2 separate regions of the Homo sapiens genome follow, and region 1 is linked to region 2. Evidence: chromatin loops called from intact Hi-C (ENCODE). Cell type or tissue: CD14-positive monocyte. All regions are shown on one strand. Each heading gives the region's core, and the rest is flanking DNA. Links, peaks and the distances in the headings are about the cores only.

Region 1 (8,340 bases), core at 236-8,235, 73 kb after region 2:
CTGAAGTATACTTCATGAGTCCATTTTTCCACTTCTTTCCTCAGTAGTTCAGGAAAAAACATATGCTGCGTTTCTAATTTTTTTTTTTTGTTTGTTTGTTCATTTGTTTTGGTTTTACAAGCAATACAATCAATCTTCTGATTTCATCCTAAAATAGTAGGCATTCCTACTTTGGTACAATTCAACCAGGATTGCACAATTGCTGGGATCAAAAGAAGAAGACATTCTACCTCTTCACTTGAACTGAGTCAGTGTGAATTAATTTTAAATGTCAAACTAGATTTAGATAAAACATACTTGAAAAACCATGCTGTTTGCTTAAGAAAGAGGTTAATGAGGAAAATGTAATCCCCACTTGAATGCCATTGGAATGCAAAACCACATTTATTTGCATGTGTGGTATCTGTAAAAGGTCCAAGGAATTTTGTTTTTGGTGTTTTGAATTGTTTATAATGTATTCTCTTTTTATTCCATCTACTAACAATTCCCAGAAATGATGGAAATAAAAAGACGGAAAAATATAAATGCATTTGGGTTCTAAGAAAATTACCAGCTGCAACATCAGTTCTAGCCACAGTTCATAAAGCAGGTGATTATGGGGACAATAAAGAAAATGTCATTAAATCAGAAAAATCCCTTGAATCTTGCCAATTCCATGACAGTGCCTAGAAGTCTGACGATTCTAAATTGTCCACGCCAAATTTTGCAACAAAATTTCACTAATAATGATGCTCATTTGCAAGGATTTAGTTTAGATATTCCAGGCTGCAGGACATGAAACACACTGGATAATTTTCTTTGACATTATGGCTTATTAAATCACTTCCCAAAGTGTCAAGTAAAACAAAACCTATTCTTTTAAAAGCAACCCTGGAAGGGTCACTGACTTTTCAATAGACCAGTTTCTTTTTCACTTTTAGGTTAATTTCTCACACATTTTTGGTTCAGGAATTGCTTCATTAAGAACACTGGATTTCAAAACAACCCCATTTCCCTCAGAGGCCCAGGAACCAGAAGGCAGCTCAGCACTGGAAGCCACAGGCCACCAATTAACAACAACTAGCCAGGCCCTGCGGGTCATGGACATTTTGGCAGAAAGTTGGTCATATTAATGTTCAGGCCACAAGTTCCCATTTCACGTGGAGTTGCTGCCCGATTGCAGGAAAGTGCTAATGGTTAGGATTACCATTGCTTAAACTTTTATTTCAATGCCTTGATCTGTCACTTGACTGTTTCCCCCTAGGCTTTAAAATATGCAAGAATAAAAATGAAACAAAAATTAACATGTTTATAACCTCTCCTAATATTTCTATTTCTGTCATGTTCTCCAAGATACAAAGAGTAATACAGTTCTACTGTAACTAATTCCCTCTGGAAGCCTCTATTGCCCTGGACTAAAGTTTTCAGGGGCAGGTCTTGCTGTGGAGTTAACTCCACAGGAAAGGAGTCTGCCCAGTCTGGTCCCTCCTGTGGCTCCTTCTGAACCAAGTGTCCCGTCCTCTCCCTGCCCTGGGATGTGGGACCTGCCCTGCAGGAGGAGGCCTGTAGTGTCCCATTATGCCAGGGACTGGGTGGCTAACAGCTGATGGAGTATTCACAGGCATTGCAGCAACTCTCTCAATCTAGCTCTTATCAGTAATACAGCTGACATTTTTAATCTGTCAATCTGATCCCTGTCACCAAACTCTGGCTGGGATGAGAGGCACACTTTATTAGGCCTCTTAAATCCTAACTATTTCACAGAAATAAGTGAACTAATACAGAATTCTCTCTCTCTCTCTCTCTTTTTTTTTTTTTTTAACAGTTTTAGCAACAAGTCCATCCTGGTTTCCTGTGCCCCACTGCATGCACATGATCTTTGCTCCGGGATCTGGGCTGATGAGTCACTTCTCTGTATCGTTGCTGACATGGTGGTAGAGGGACTAAAAACCAAGGGCAGTTGTTTCCACTCACATTTCACTGCTGAGTGCCAGTCATATGGTCACAACCACCTGCCACAGAGTGGGAATGTGTACTCCTCCTGCAGAGATCGGTACCATGTATTTGTGAGCAATGTTAACAGTTACCAAACAATTCCCTCTGGACAAAAATTACTTAAGTGGCATATATTCAGTCTTATCTCTGCTCAGGAACAATTGAAGAGTCAAGGAATCAGCTCCTGAGTAATATCTGCAAGTACAGGGTTCTAAGGTGGGGTTTAGACAGCAAGGTGGGCAGAGGAAATGACTGTAATGTTGCAGAGGAGATGTGCAATGCCCACCCAGCTCTCCGCTTGCACTGAACAAAGCTGACTTTCCCCAGTAACTTGTCATTCAACCCTCAGGCTGAAAAGTGAAAACTCACCATCTTACCTTAAGTAGTTTAGTGCCTACTGGGGAGTGAATGTCCAGATATAAGAGCGTAAACTAGAACAAGGCTGGGTGCGGTGGCTCATACCTGTAATCCCAGCACTTTGAAAGGCTGAGGTGGGAGGATCACTTGAGCCCAGGAGTTTGAGACAAGCCTGGGCAACATAGTGAGACTCCATCTCTACAATTTTTTTTTTTAATTAGCTGGATGTGGCTGCATGTGCCTGTAGTCCCAGCTACTAGGAGGCTGAGGCAGGAGGATCGCTTGAGCCTGTGAGGTTGAGGCTGCAGTGAGCTGTGGTTGTGTGACTGCCCTCCAGCCTGGGTGACAGAGTGAGATCCTGTCTCAAACATTTTTATTTTAAATAAAAAAAAGAGGACAATATAAAATCAAGTATCAAAACAGGCAGAATAGTCAGTCATTGAGCCTTAGCAAAAATTTTTGCCTAAACACTCTAAAAAGTTGCTGTTTTTCCTCCTTTGGTTTGAAAGTCAGAAAAAGAAGCAGTGAGGCCTCATGGTGAAAGAGGCAGCATGAGAGCCATCCAGAATGTTTGTCCCTTCAGCCTCCTGGTTGGGGATTGTTGACGACCTCTCCTGGATTGGACTCATTCCCCCACCCCAAAACTACCCACAGCTGAGGACAGCCATCTAAACACCTGCAGAGTCTACACTACTCCATGCCCACACTAATCCAGACCTCAGGCATGAGGCACCCAAGCAGGCTTGTTTCCTGTGTCAGTCACGGTTCAATACAGGAAACAGAAAACTCTCTAGATCTGCCAAGATCAGAGGGATTTAGTAGGAGGTATGAAGTGGAAAGGCTGGAGGAGTAGAGTCAGCGGCAACCATCAGAGCCCCCTACACCCACGAGGCTGGAGACTAGACAGTGGGCCATGGAGTCTAGTTAGTGGCCTAACTGGCCACTGCCCATACTTATGTCTCCCAGAGCCCTCTCGTACACCTACACAGCTGAAGAGGGAGAGCAGCTTCCTTTGTACTGCCTTTCAAATCCTACGTGACCGCACTTCATGATCAGAACCTAAACTGCATCCTGATCTCTTACAGCAAAGTGACTGGGAATTACAGTTTTTACACTTCTAGGCCTGCAATACAGGGCGGTGGGGAAACCTACCAATGCCATGTGCTATGGACAAGAACAAACACACTCTTCTACAGGGATTGACACTGAGTCACAGGCCTTAGTGGACTAAGAACAGGGTGCCCCAGTACACATGCTCTCCCCAGTGCCTCTCCCTGGGAATCTCACTCAAGATGGGAAGTCTCAGAAGTAACCGAGAGCCGTGTTGTTGTTTGAGTCACTGTTATTACGGTTTGGCTCTGTGTCCCCACCCAAATCTATCTCAAATTGTAATCCCCACATGTCAGGGGAGGGGCTTGGTAGGAGGTAATTGAATCAGGGGGCAGACTTCCCCCTTGTTGTTCTTGTGATAGTGAGTTCTCACCATCTGGCTGAGATCTGGTTGTTTGAAGGTGTGTGGCACTTCCCCCCTCTTGCTCTCTCCCTCTCCTGTTCTACCATGGTAAGACGTGCTTGCTTCCCCTTCTGCCTTGATTGTAAGTTTCCTGAGGACTCCCAATCATGCTTCCTTGAACATTAGGGCATTGAGAAATTAAAGAATTTAGGAGCACTTTCATCTTGCCTGCCAGTCATCTTCCCAGTACACACCCTGGGTGTGGTGGCGCGTGCTTGTAGTCCCAGCTACTTGGGAGGCTGAGGCAGGAGAATCGCTTGAGCCTGGGAGGCAGAGGTTTCAGTGAGCCAAGATCGCGCCACTGTTCTCCAGTCTGGTGACAGAGCAAGACTCAGTCAGAAAAAAAAAAAAAAAAAGCAGCATTAGTGGCACACCGTCATCACTATTAATGTTGCCGAGTGCTCTATGTGTTTGTGTGTCTGTGCTCCTTTCATTTCAGTAAAAATCTTAAAATTGCCCTCTATTCTCTTAGTAGTCTAGTGAATAAAAAATACTTTTATTGAATTCATCTTAATTTCAGATTTGGTGGTATTTGCAGCAGCAGCACATGTGGATGGCCACATTTTTATTACCAAGTCTTTTCCAAGTTTCAACAGCGTTTTTGTTTGATGATTTTGGTTTAAATCCAGTTAATCAATATAATAGTAAAATGAGGTTCTCCCCTGTCCCTGTTAAATAATAGTAGTTCAAAGACAGGAAATATTTAAATAACAAAATTTGAAAACTGAAATGCGTGCCTTCTAGAATAGATTCCTACCCTCAGCTGTGAGAACCTCAAAGCCGCCCTTTTACAACTGGAGAGATTTCTTCTTCTTTATAAGTACGCATATACTTGGTTACTTAGGAACAGGCCACCCACACGACACAGGGAGACATGACCCTGCACCCACAGGTACGTGCACACCCAGGCGCGAGTGCCCACCGGCCCCACAGTTCGTCTGCAACAGTCAGATTCAAGATGCGGTAGATTGGCACCTTAACCTCTTTTGGCTCTTCTTCCCCCGAATCAAAACCCACTGTAAACACCGCGAAGAACCAGGAAACTTCACGGCTTTAATCATTTCCTTTCCCCAAGCTCCATGTGGCACACAGGACATTCCGTTTTCCTTTAGGGTTGCCGTCATCCTGCGACAGGTGCGGAAGAAGAAAAAAGCAAATCTATGTTTCCAAAGAGCGGAGGAAGCAGAGACAATGTGCCAACACGGGGTGCGCTCTTCACCTTTACGCTCCACTCGGAGCAAGCAAGGAAATCCTCCAGCTCTAGCAGGGGTTGAGGGTTAGCGCCACCTGGCTTTCTAAAGAAGAACAAGAGGCAGGAGGTAGATGAGGCTGAAGAGGAGCCCGCGCCCTCCTTTCCTCCTTGGGCACCAGGAGGGCGAGAAGAAGGACCCGGGAGCTCTTCGTTTCAGAGCCCAGGGCAGCCAGGCTGCTGGCCACCGCGCACTGCGAAGAGACGCAATTACCCTTCTGGGAATCAAGAAATCCAGAAACGTCTCTTGGTACTGGTGTTAGACTAGTGGATTCCACATTTAAGGCAACCGTGAATTGCAGAAATAACTGCGGCACTTAAAGTATTATAAACAAGCACCGATCAATTTACGCATTGATTGGTTCTGGCTCGTTTCTATCAACCACCTATTCTGCGTAAACTTCTTATACCGGCTGAGAGGAAAGAAAAAGAAGACAGGAGAAAGGCCATCCTAGGATTCTGATCTGTCTGTGGCAGCGTTGGAAAGGAGTCAGGTTAAATGAATAAAGCCCCGGAGCCCCCGTTTATTCACATGAAAAATAGGGAAAACAGGGCCTTCGGTAACTGCCCCAAGTGATTGGAAAATCAAAGGAAAAACTGGCAGGAGAGTGCCTTAGACATTACCATTTCTACTGTATTATTGTTTTATTATTATACGATATCGTCGTATTAGTCATAGTGAAAATGGTAATCAAGTTATCATTATCCATTCAGTGCCTTATACATTTGCACTGAGTTTGTATTTGCACATATGGATATAATGAATTCACAGAATGACTATTAATTTGAGGGCACTGCCACAAACTGCTTTATCTAGAACTTGGACCAGTTGTCAAAAAGTAATTACCTATTTCGGCATGACTTTTAAACGGTGAAATCTAGAGAAAGTTGTTTGGAAACTGCCTTTCCATGGATTCAGTCAAGAACACAAACACAGATGCACAGATGCATATAATATGTGCACACTATGTGCGCATATGAAAATGTGTACATGCATGGGAAATATGGGTTTGCATTTATTATAAGAATGATTCATGTACATTGCTACTCTGTTTACAAAGACTTTTGCATTCACTTTTCATTTAGTCCTCACAACTTTAGGAGGCATTGCTAATCCCCATTTTACAGATGAGGAAACTGAAGCATGGAACAATAACTTTCCTAAAATCTTGATGAGAAGTTGTAGAACCAAAGCCATGTATTCAATTCTGTGTCATCCTCATATCCAGCAAACATATCATGGACAATTACTGTGTGCCAGGCACTAAAGCCTGGTGGTCACAAAAATCAAAGACATATTCCACTGCCTTCAAGAAACTCACACCTAGTGGAGAAAAAAGAGAAATTACTCTTCCTGAAGGATATATACTCCACAATCAGCCTGGGGCTTAAGTGAAGACTTCCCAAAAGAGTAGATGCCCAGGCTGAATTTTGAAGGACAAGAATCCTTCTGATAAAGATGGAGGGAAGTGTGACCCAGGCAGAAAGACAACATGTGCAAAGATATGAAGGCAAAAGAAACGAGAGTATTCAATATAGCTCAGAATCACGGCTTAATGTATATATAGGGACAGTGGTGAGAAAGATTATAAAGAGCATTATTGAGGTTTTCTTGAAGTCTATGGGGGAATGAATGAAAGATTTTAAGTAGGGAAACAACATGATCCAATGTCATTTGCATTAAAGATCGGTCCAGCTGCTGTGAGGACAGACTGGAGGGTACATTAACAGTAGGAGAAATGATGGAATGATGCAGGCAAAACTCAATATTTGTCATGCTAAGGTAGGGGGTTCTTTGAAAAAAAAAAGAGAGGGTGAATTTGAAAGATATTAAGGAGGAGCTCATTACAGTTGCTAGGTTATTAGCCTGAGCACCAGGTGGGTAGTGGTACCAGTCATGGAGACTAAGAGAAGAGACTATTGGTATGCAACAGAGACTAGAAATAAATTCTGTTTTGAGCATAGTGAGTTTAAAAAACTAAATACATCTATGTGGAAATGTCCTCTATCAGGGAGTTGGATATGCAGATCTACTGCTCCAAGAACAGGTCTGAATTGTAGTGAGATAAAACACTGGTATCAACTGAAGCCACATAATGATTAATAATAGTATTTGCAAACAGGCATCAAGTACTTACTGTGTATCTGGCACTGTGCAAAGCATTTTAGTAGATAATCTTATTTAATCCTCACAACAACCTCACAAGGTAAGTATTCTGATTAAGTATTGCCCAGGGAGAAGGTTTAATATAAGAGGTCCAAAACAGGACCCTGATGATTACATTTATGAAGAATGGCAGCCAGGTGCGGTGGCTCACACCTGTAATGCCAGCACTTTGGGAGGCTGAGGCAGGCGGATCACAAGGTCAGGAGATCGAGTCCATCCTGGCTAACACGGTGAAACCCCGTCTCTACTAAAAATACAAAAAATTAGCCAGGTGTGGTGGTGGGCGCCTGTAGTCCCAGTTACTTGGGAGGCTGAGGCAGGAGAATGGCGTGAACCTGGGAGGCAGAGCGTGCAGTGAGCTGAGATCACACCACTGCACTCCAGCCTGGGCAACAGAGTGAGACTCTGTCTCAAAAAAACAAAAAAACAACAACAACAAAAAAGAAGAATGGCAGAACTTTTCCTACTATATTGCAAAGCTATAGCACAGTCACCTAGACTTAAATGCAGAAAGCTACACATTGACCACCAGTTGGCTGAATGTCAGCTCCATCCTTGCTCTATTCCTCTCTAGGACAACATTCTGGAGTGACTGCCAAGGCTAGCTGGCCCATTCCCACACTGCCTCACTGCCTACCTATGGTCCCTCAGACTTGGTGCGACTTGTGGGTTTTTTTAGCCTCCAAGTTGTTTAGGTCCCCTAGCCTGAAGATGATAAAGGAAAAGACTACTTCCAGGTAGGGAAACCACCTGTTTCACTACACATCCCGGGAAAACATATCATGACTGTTTCTCTGAAATACTTTGGATTCCAGCCAGACAGCATTAATTGGGCTAGTCAAGGTCAACCAAGGCCAGGCAAGCAGGAGGAAGTGCCCTAGACTTAATTTTCAACATGGCAGAGAGTCCTTGAGTCATCTCCTCACATCAAGAGGCAGTCCCTGAAAGCAAGCAAGCAAAAAAAAAAAAAAAACTTACTCTTTTTTTTTTTTTTTGAGACGGAGTCTCACTCTGTCACTGAGGCTGGAGTGCAGTGGCACTGTGTCAGCTCACTGCAACCTCAGTCTTCTGGGTTCAAGC
Region 2 (8,340 bases), core at 85-8,084:
CCCACACACAATCACATCTTCACACACACCCCACACACAATCACATCTTCACACACACCCCACACACAATCACATCTTCACACACAACACAAACACAATCACATCATCACACACAACACACACACACACAGACACACACAGACAGAGAGACACACACAGACAGACAGACACACACACACAGAGCCTTTGTCTTTTTACATTTAGTTGTTATTTAGCGCCACCTGGTGTTAAAACTAAACAGCACCTCTGGAGAAAAAACAAGCATCTACAGGCATGTTTTACCCCAAATTGAGGATCTTTAGCACTGGAAGGAACCTTAGAGATCATTTAGACAGATGCCTCATTTTATAGATTAGGAATGTATGCAGATTTAGAAACAGAATTGAATCCATAGTTCTTGAATTCTAGACTCCTCAATTTTCCAGCATGCCCCAGTTGCCCCCTAAGCCTCCAAAGGAATTGGGCTAGAGGGATGCCACCTTTGGAAAAAGACAAAAAAAGAATACTAGCATTTACTGATCCTTTATTATAAGCCAGTTATTGTGCTAAATGCATTTACAGACATGACCTCATGATCTCATTTCTTCTTCATAACTAGTCTCCCTCCCTCCCTCCCTCCTTCCTTCCTTCCTTCCTCCCTTCCTTCATTCCTTCTTTTTTTTCAGAGAGGAGGTCTTGCTCTGTCATCCAGGCTGGAGTGCTGTGGTGTGATCAGAGCTCACTGCAGCCTTGAACTCCTGGGCTCAAGCGATCCTCCCACCACCTCAGCCCCACAAGTAGCTGGCACTACAGGTGTGAGCCACTGCAGTAGGGTGATCTTATTCTTGTTCCGCAGATGAACAAAGTAAAATTCAGAGACCTGCAACACACCTTGGACCTGCAAGTAATTTTATGTCTGTGTTTCTATAAGGACCTGTTCATTCCAGTTGTCTCAGTGGTCAGTGTGGATTGCCACATGAATAATTTGGTGGTGGCTTAAAAAACAAATATTTACTTCTTGCTCATGTTTCATGATAAATGCAGGTTGACTGTGGGTCAGCTATAACTCTGATGGGCTCAGCTTGGCTGGATGAATAATTTGGTGGTGGCAATTGGCATAGATCCCAAAAAATAAAAGATAATGAGGAGCTCAGTAAGGTCATATTGTATTATTTGTTCACAATTACTCATTCCTTCCTTGCCTTTTCCATACTTCTGTGCAGGCAGAATACATTGCCCTCCCTGCATTGACCTTGGACTTGGCCACTTTCTTTTGGTTAATAAAATGTGTGTGAACTTGATATTTGCTGCCAGAGCAGAAGCTTTCAGTGGTGTGGTTTGGTGAGACCTGCTTCAGCCTTGACCTCCCCCGTGAGAACAGCACACCTTAGAGAGTTGCTCTTCCTTCAGTCCTGGCTCCTGGAAGGAGATGATAATTGTGGCTGAGCCAAATCCAGCACAGCTGAGCCCATCAGAGTCACAGCTGACCCACAGTCAACCTGCAGCCCTCATGAAACATAAGCAAGAAATAAATAGTTTTTAAAACCATTGAGAATTTGGTGTTGTTTGTTGCTGCACCAAAAGCTGACCAGTACGGAGTTTGAACACGAGTCTGGTTGACTCCAAAACCATTTTAGAAACTCTCTGTGAAAATGGACACTACTTCCAGGATGATGTCTAATATGGTTTGGGTCTGTATACCCACCCAAATCTCATGTCAAATTGTAATTCTCAGTGTTGCAGGAGGGGCCAGGTGGGAAGTGATTGGATCACCGGTGGGGCGGACTTCCCCTTTGCTGTTCTCATGATAGTGAGTTCTCATGAGATCTGTTTGTTTAAAAGTGTGTAACACTTCCCCCTTCACTCTCTTTCTTCTTCTCTGGCCATATAAGACATGCCTGCTTCCCCTTCACCTTCTGCCATGGTTGTAAGTTTCCTGAAGCCTCCCAGTCATGCTTCCTGTATAGCCTGCAGAACTGTGACTCAATCAAACCTCTTTTCTTAATAAATTTCCCAGTCCTAGGTAGTTCCTTGTAGCGATTTGAGAACATACTAATACAATGTCTAATTTAACTAATTTGAGAACCTACTAGTGTTAGTAGTGGCTGAGGCTCTCACCTCCTTCAAGGCTTTGCTGAATTCCACTCTATCACTGACACTTATCCTGAGCACCTAATTTAATTCTGCAGTGTACTTCTCCAGCTCTACCTCTTCCATCTTTTTTTTCTGTTCATAAGTTTATTGTCTTTATCTGAAAAATCCTCATAGAAAATTGTTTGGTTTAGCTCTCGGCAGCCCGCTCCTGAGCTCTGAGGGAGCTTGCCTTCTCTTGAGCTACCCAATCTTTCTTCTGAGCAAGGGATATTTTGGGACAGTTCTACCTCTTCTTTTTAATTTCTTTCTTGGGCTTCTTTTCATAGACTGGATTCTCTCGTACAGCAGCATGAGCTTTCTTATACATCTCCTCCATCAAGTCTGGAGTTACGCTGTTCTTTGTGTATTGAGAGAACTGTTTTTTGGAAGCATTTTCATCTTCTTCTATTAAGTAGCGCAGGTCATCTGCAAACTTCTGGCCCATGATGTGCTTCCGGTGTACTTCTGCATTAAATTCCTTGTTTTCAGAATCATAACCAAGGATTCATTTGGTACTGTGAGGGATAGACAAACCAAGGAATCGTTTGCTACTGTGAGGGTTAGACAAACCTCCATCCACAGCTCCCTTCGGGGCACCAAACACTTTATTGCCAGTGGTAGTTCTGGCAAGGTCTGCGACCAAATAGCAGGTAAAGGCACCTGGCTGACCATCAATGCTTTCCACATTGTATTCATTGCCAGTCACCTCCACTTGGCCTTCATAGATCTTGTCCATGCCTAACCTATTGAGAAGCCTGCGGGCCAGCAGCAGGCCAGTACAATACGCTGCAGCATAATTTGTCAGGCCGGCCTTCACACCATATTTTGTGCAGACTATCATAGCCCCCTCTATACGGGCATAAGCAACCTGACAAATGATATCTCTATCATCCTGTATTTGGGTGTGTTGTATTTATTTTTATACTGTATCACCAAGCATTTCTGAGCATAGTAATCAGTTTTACCCTTTCATCATCTTCTAAATTTCACTTGGTAACTCTTAAAGTAGGCCTTATTCTTAACAATTTTAACAAACCCCATCCTGCAGAACAGAGACCCACATCCGTGGCTCAACAGAGACCTTCAGGCCCGGCCCTAGTGGGGGAAAAGGGCCCTTTTCTGTACTTTTGATTCCCTTTACCTTGATCTACTTTTTTCTCTTTTTGAAAACACCTATTGCCTTCTAAAATACTCTACAATGAACTTACTTATAATGTTTATAGTTTGAATGTCTCCCTTGCTGAATTTAAGAGGGAAAGGGTCTTGTGTGTTTTGTTTACTGCAATCTTTTAAACAATGCTTGGCACATAGTAGGTGCTGAGAAATATATTTTTAATAAATGAAAACACTTCTGAAAGAATGGTAGCTGTTGTATTTTGGTAACATGACCAGTAGAGGTCATAGATGAGTTCTTTAATTATCTTGGAGCTACAACTATTGTGTCTGTTTATACAAGGATCTATTCATTCTAGATGTCTTGGTGATCAGTGTGGATTACCGCACAAACAATTTGGCGGTAGTGATTAGCGTCGATCATGAAAACTGCACATTAATGATGCCTCAGATTGGCTTCCCCTTCATATATGACCTAGTCTTGGGAGCCAAGCTGAAAAAAAAAAAAAGAAAAGCAAATAGAAAACAGGATGCAAGTTAGGGCAGAAAGTGTTGGCTTCAAGGCTATGTCTGTCTCTATAAATTGCTTGTAAATGAAAGTTAAATTTAAATAACCAGAGAAGATAGTAGAATGCTTATTGTCAATTGCAAGCTATTTGTTTAGATTAATAATACCTCCTCCCCAAAGTCTGTGTGAGTGTGTGAGGTGGGGCAGGGGAGGAGTATATACTGATAAAGCCTGTTAATACCAGGACACTTGACTGGCTTTTTCCTCTTCCCTTTTACCACAAAAAACAGCAGACCACAAATCATAAGCCATGATTCTGCCTGAGTGTGGTTTATTCTCTCTGGCTTGATAGCTCGTGCCTAAATATCACGGTATGTAACCACAGATATGGAGGTATAAAGGAATGATGACTTTGGATCAGAAGTGAATACTTTTCTTTTGATTGCATATGGATTTTGATAGATTGATTAGTTCAAGGATAAACATTTGAGAAGGAAGAAAATGTACTTTATTGATTGCCCCCCACACATCAGGCACTGTGATAGCTACTCTTCCATGTTATCTCACTCCTTGAAGTGAACAATGTCAAAGATAGCATCTAGAACTTAGTAGAAGCTCAATAAATTGTCGAATGAGTCAGTGAACAGTAAATGACTCTTAGGAAAAAGCATCTGTTTCTCTGTTTTGGTTTAGTTTGTTGGGGGGGGGTTGATTTGTTGCATTTTTTTATGTTTATGTTCAGTGTTTTATATTCATTACAGGCATCCATCTCCTGGGTCTGAAAAGTAAATAGAATGTGGTCCCTGTCACAAGACACTGAAAGGTGGGCCTGGATGGAGAGCTAGGACGAGGGGATGTTAATTCTGGTCCTGCTCTGAAAATTAGCCATTCCCTTTGATTATATATGATAAATCATTACATAATTCCTACCTTTTCTACTTCACAACATGTCATGAGATAAATGTAAGATGCCATATTTGAAAGGATAAATGCAGGGGTAGATTCTCTTACGGGATGATGTAGAAAGAGAATATGCCAGCTTTTCAAAAATATCTTTAGTATGGGGCAGGTAGGGTGGGAGGATGGGGAAGATCACTGTTGGAAGACTTTCCTCTAAAAGATTATGGAAGTTCATTCTCACACTAACAGAAGTAAAATAGGATTTCTTTCTTCCTCTCCTTTTTGTTTTCTTCCTCGATAGCACTTAGAGCTTTAGTTGGCTGTCAGACACATAATATATAAATTGCAAGCATGATCATCACACAGAATGTAAAGATGCCAAGTGTGCATGAACAAATTAGAGGTTTCTTAGTCAAATCCAAGCAAATATGTACCTGATAATGGCTTTGGCTGAAACATATTTTTATATTTTATAGCATGTTCACATTTGCCAGTGGTTAGCAAAGATTAAGCTTGCCAAACTTTAATGTGGTACAAATGCCATGTTCAAGGCAAAGTAAGTGGACTGTTACAGGATCTGGCAAATCAAAAACATTATCAACAGCTGTGGTTTCCAAAGGTTTTGTGAGACTGGAATAATAAAGTTGTGTGCATTTTAAGTGGTTATTAATTTTCCCATTGTTTTTAAAAATATAACTTATGATCATGAGTAGCTTCACATGGTGTTATAGTTATAATCAACTTTTGATTAGATGTGATAATGGCCAGAAGGCAAAAATTAATTAGGTCCCTAATTATTTAATTAAGGATTTATAGAGTGACTTCTATATTCAGGGTCATGTATTTGTTACTAATTGTAGCCACTCACTTCACATCCCTTCCCATCCTTACTTTTGCCAGAATTGTAATAAGTGTTCATTTGAATTTCACCTATTTCCATTGATCATTACTAGCGGACACATCTTTAGATGTGAAAAAGTCAAAAGGAAGGATAATGAAGAAAAACAGTGATTCTAAATTGTTAAACAAGAGACCTTTGTATAGTGGAATTTAGTATTATGATTCTATCTGATGTTAAAAACCATTTGAAAAGGGACAGGAGATTAACATTTTGTCTAATCTAGCAACTTGAATTGAAAAAGTTTTATCATGACTATGACCATATATGATACCAATCATTATCAGTATCTTGGCTTTTCATTTTATATTTTAATTGCTATAATTATAACGCTGGACAATTAAAAATTACCTTTTCAATAAAGCTGGAAACAAAAGGAAAAAATTGTCTATCAGAGATGATCTAAATTCACATTTTCTCTGTAGAGTCTTGGAATTTACTGTTTTATAAAAAGCAGTCTCCAAGGATTATGTTTTCTCTTTGGATGGGTGTTGGTTTCAGCTAACCTCAAGGAGACTTCGGTGATTCACGATTCACCTGGTTTTCTCCATAAAATAATTGGGAAGAAACTGCTATGAACCTCATGACATTAAATTGGTTAAGAAAAAAATCTTAACTATTAATATACTAAGTGTACATTTTCTTAAAAAAGTGACTTTGTTAGTTTCAAATATTTTTAATAACACACTTAATGCTTATAGAGTTGATTTATCACCAATAGTGTTGCTTAGTAAATGTCTTTTGAAGATGTTTTTAATGCAAAGATAAGGATTCATCTAAGATACACAAATCTAAGTTCATACATGGACTAACTCTTCAAGTCATTATTGTTTTTCTAGAGGCCAAAAAACTTAGTTGGACCTATAGATATTTTTATTGAAATGAAACAGTGTTACCAAGAAAAATTGCTTTACCATTTCAGTACTTTATCCAGTCTTCCCTAATCAGTTTAGCACATTCACTTGCATGGTTGATAAAGACAGCGTTTGCTAAAAAAGTTAAAATGAAGGTAATCTGGAGAAATTATTCTAAATTTGAAATTTATTTTAAACTATTAATAATAAAAAAACCTTTTATTTGTATCCTTATTGTGAATACAATACTTTCATATACTATAATTCTCTTTTTTTGGTCTTTTATCTCTTTTTTTTTAATTTTTTTTTTATTTTTTCCTTATAGCATTTTGTTGTGACTGTAATACCTCTGATGGAACCTGTCTTAGTCCATTTTCTGGTGCTACAACAGAGTATTACAGACTGGGTAGTTTATAAAGAAAAGATGTTTATTTGGCTTATGGTTCTGGAGTCAGGGAAGTCCAAAGGCATAGTACTAGTGTCTGCTCAGCCATTGATGAGGGCCTCCTTGTTGTGTCATCCCATGGCAGAAAGCAGAAAGGCAAGTGACAAATGCAAGAGAAAGAGAAAGAATAGAAAATAACTTACCCTTTCATCAGGAGCACACTCCCATTATAACTAACCCACTCCCCCAACAACAGCATAAATTTATTCATGAAGGCAGAGCCTTCAGGACCTAATTGTCTCTTAAAGGTCCCACTTGTCAATACTCTTATAATGGCAATTAAATTTCAACATGATTTTGGAGGGGACAGTCAAACCATATCAGAACCTTAATATACAGCTCATATTGAGGGAAGTTTTTAGGGAAAAACTTGAGCAGACCACAAAAACTTCAGATACATAAGGACAACATAAATGGCTTATTTAGCCATGCTCTGTGGTGCTTCATACTATTAGCATTTAGCTATTTGGTTTACTCTAATTTCTTAAAAAAATAGAAATTGTATTTATTCTCAAAATGGCAAAACTATGATATAAAAATTTACAAGGCAACAATTCAGCCTGTTACAAATAATTAATACCATTGTGTGTCAACATGTCACTTAGAAATAAAAAATATTATTAGCTGTTTCTTCTAACCCACAGTAGCCTTATTAAAAGCAGATGATATAAACCTTGGATACATGAGGCCAGGATGCATTTGACTGGCACAGATCATTGCTCTAAAGAGCAACTGATGCAGGACTACCTTCTGGACCATACTATATGCAAGGCCATTTTCTACTATACTGTGCTTAAGAAATGTATGAAGCTAGGCTGGGCGCGGTGGCTCACGCTTGTATCCCAGAACTTTGGGAGGCCAAGGTTGGTGGATCTCCTGAGGTCAGGAGTTAGAGATCAGCCTGGCCAACATGGTGAAACTCTGTCTCTACTAAAAATACAAGAATTAGCTGGGCATAGTGGCATGGGCCTGTAATCCCAGCTACTCGGGAGGCTGAGACAGGATAATTACTTGAACCTGGGAGACAGAGGTTGTGGCAAGCCGAGATCGCACCAGCTTGGGTGACAGAGTGAGACTCCATCTTAAAATAAAATAAAATAAAATAAAATAAAACAAAACAAAATAAATGTGTGAAGCCCATATAATGTTGAATGACTTTGTAAACCCAAGCACAATAAGATGCTATGTAGAAATTGTCAGTCATCATTTATTTCTGCCAACTTTCCAAGTTCCTATGCCAATCATTGGGAAGAAGATTACATATACACTTTATGACTTCTTAGCTGACAGGAATATGCTGGTGTGGAAATACTTTCATGGTTCTGTAACATCATTGGAAAAACTTAAGGCTGAGTAATCCATAAGTAAAAGTGCATTTTCACAGGGCAAAAAAGGCAGAGTTACCAGTAAGTTGTCAATTTCATGACCACCGTTTTGCCTTTTTAATTTGGGTTTAGGACATTCTTTTCATTTTCCAAAAGACTTCACATGACTAATTAGGAGGATTTTG

Evidence for each region. Hi-C counts contacts between places; a loop is a spot of excess contacts. Peaks named below come from ENCODE experiments on the same cell type or tissue, not always from the same donor. Only the 100,000 strongest peaks of a DNase experiment are listed, where the experiment ranks them.
Region 1: a loop joins it to region 2, with 2.2 times the contacts of the local background. A loop is called at or near these places in 92 of 110 quality-filtered maps.

Annotation. Positions count from the first base shown.
Region 1 is chr4:173,489,434-173,497,773 of GRCh38, forward strand. It overlaps a transcript of SCRG1 not described here. Among named protein-coding and RNA genes, the nearest start is that of HAND2, 37 kb to the right of the region's middle. RefSeq lists an enhancer at 23-597. In CD14-positive monocyte, for the core only: CTCF peaks have their summits at 5,126 and 5,329; DNase peaks (open chromatin) are centred at 1,878, 5,128 and 8,138; H3K4me3 peaks cover 919 bases; H3K27me3 peaks cover 2,174 bases.
Region 2 is chr4:173,416,985-173,425,324 of GRCh38, forward strand. It overlaps a transcript of SCRG1 not described here, the pseudogene RPL5P11 and the pseudogene LOC124900814. Among named protein-coding and RNA genes, the nearest start is that of SCRG1, 22 kb to the left of the region's middle. In CD14-positive monocyte, for the core only: CTCF peaks have their summits at 264 (motif pointing left), 3,496 (motif pointing right) and 3,696; DNase peaks (open chromatin) are centred at 187 and 1,897; H3K4me3 peaks cover 385 bases; H3K27ac peaks cover 2,447 bases.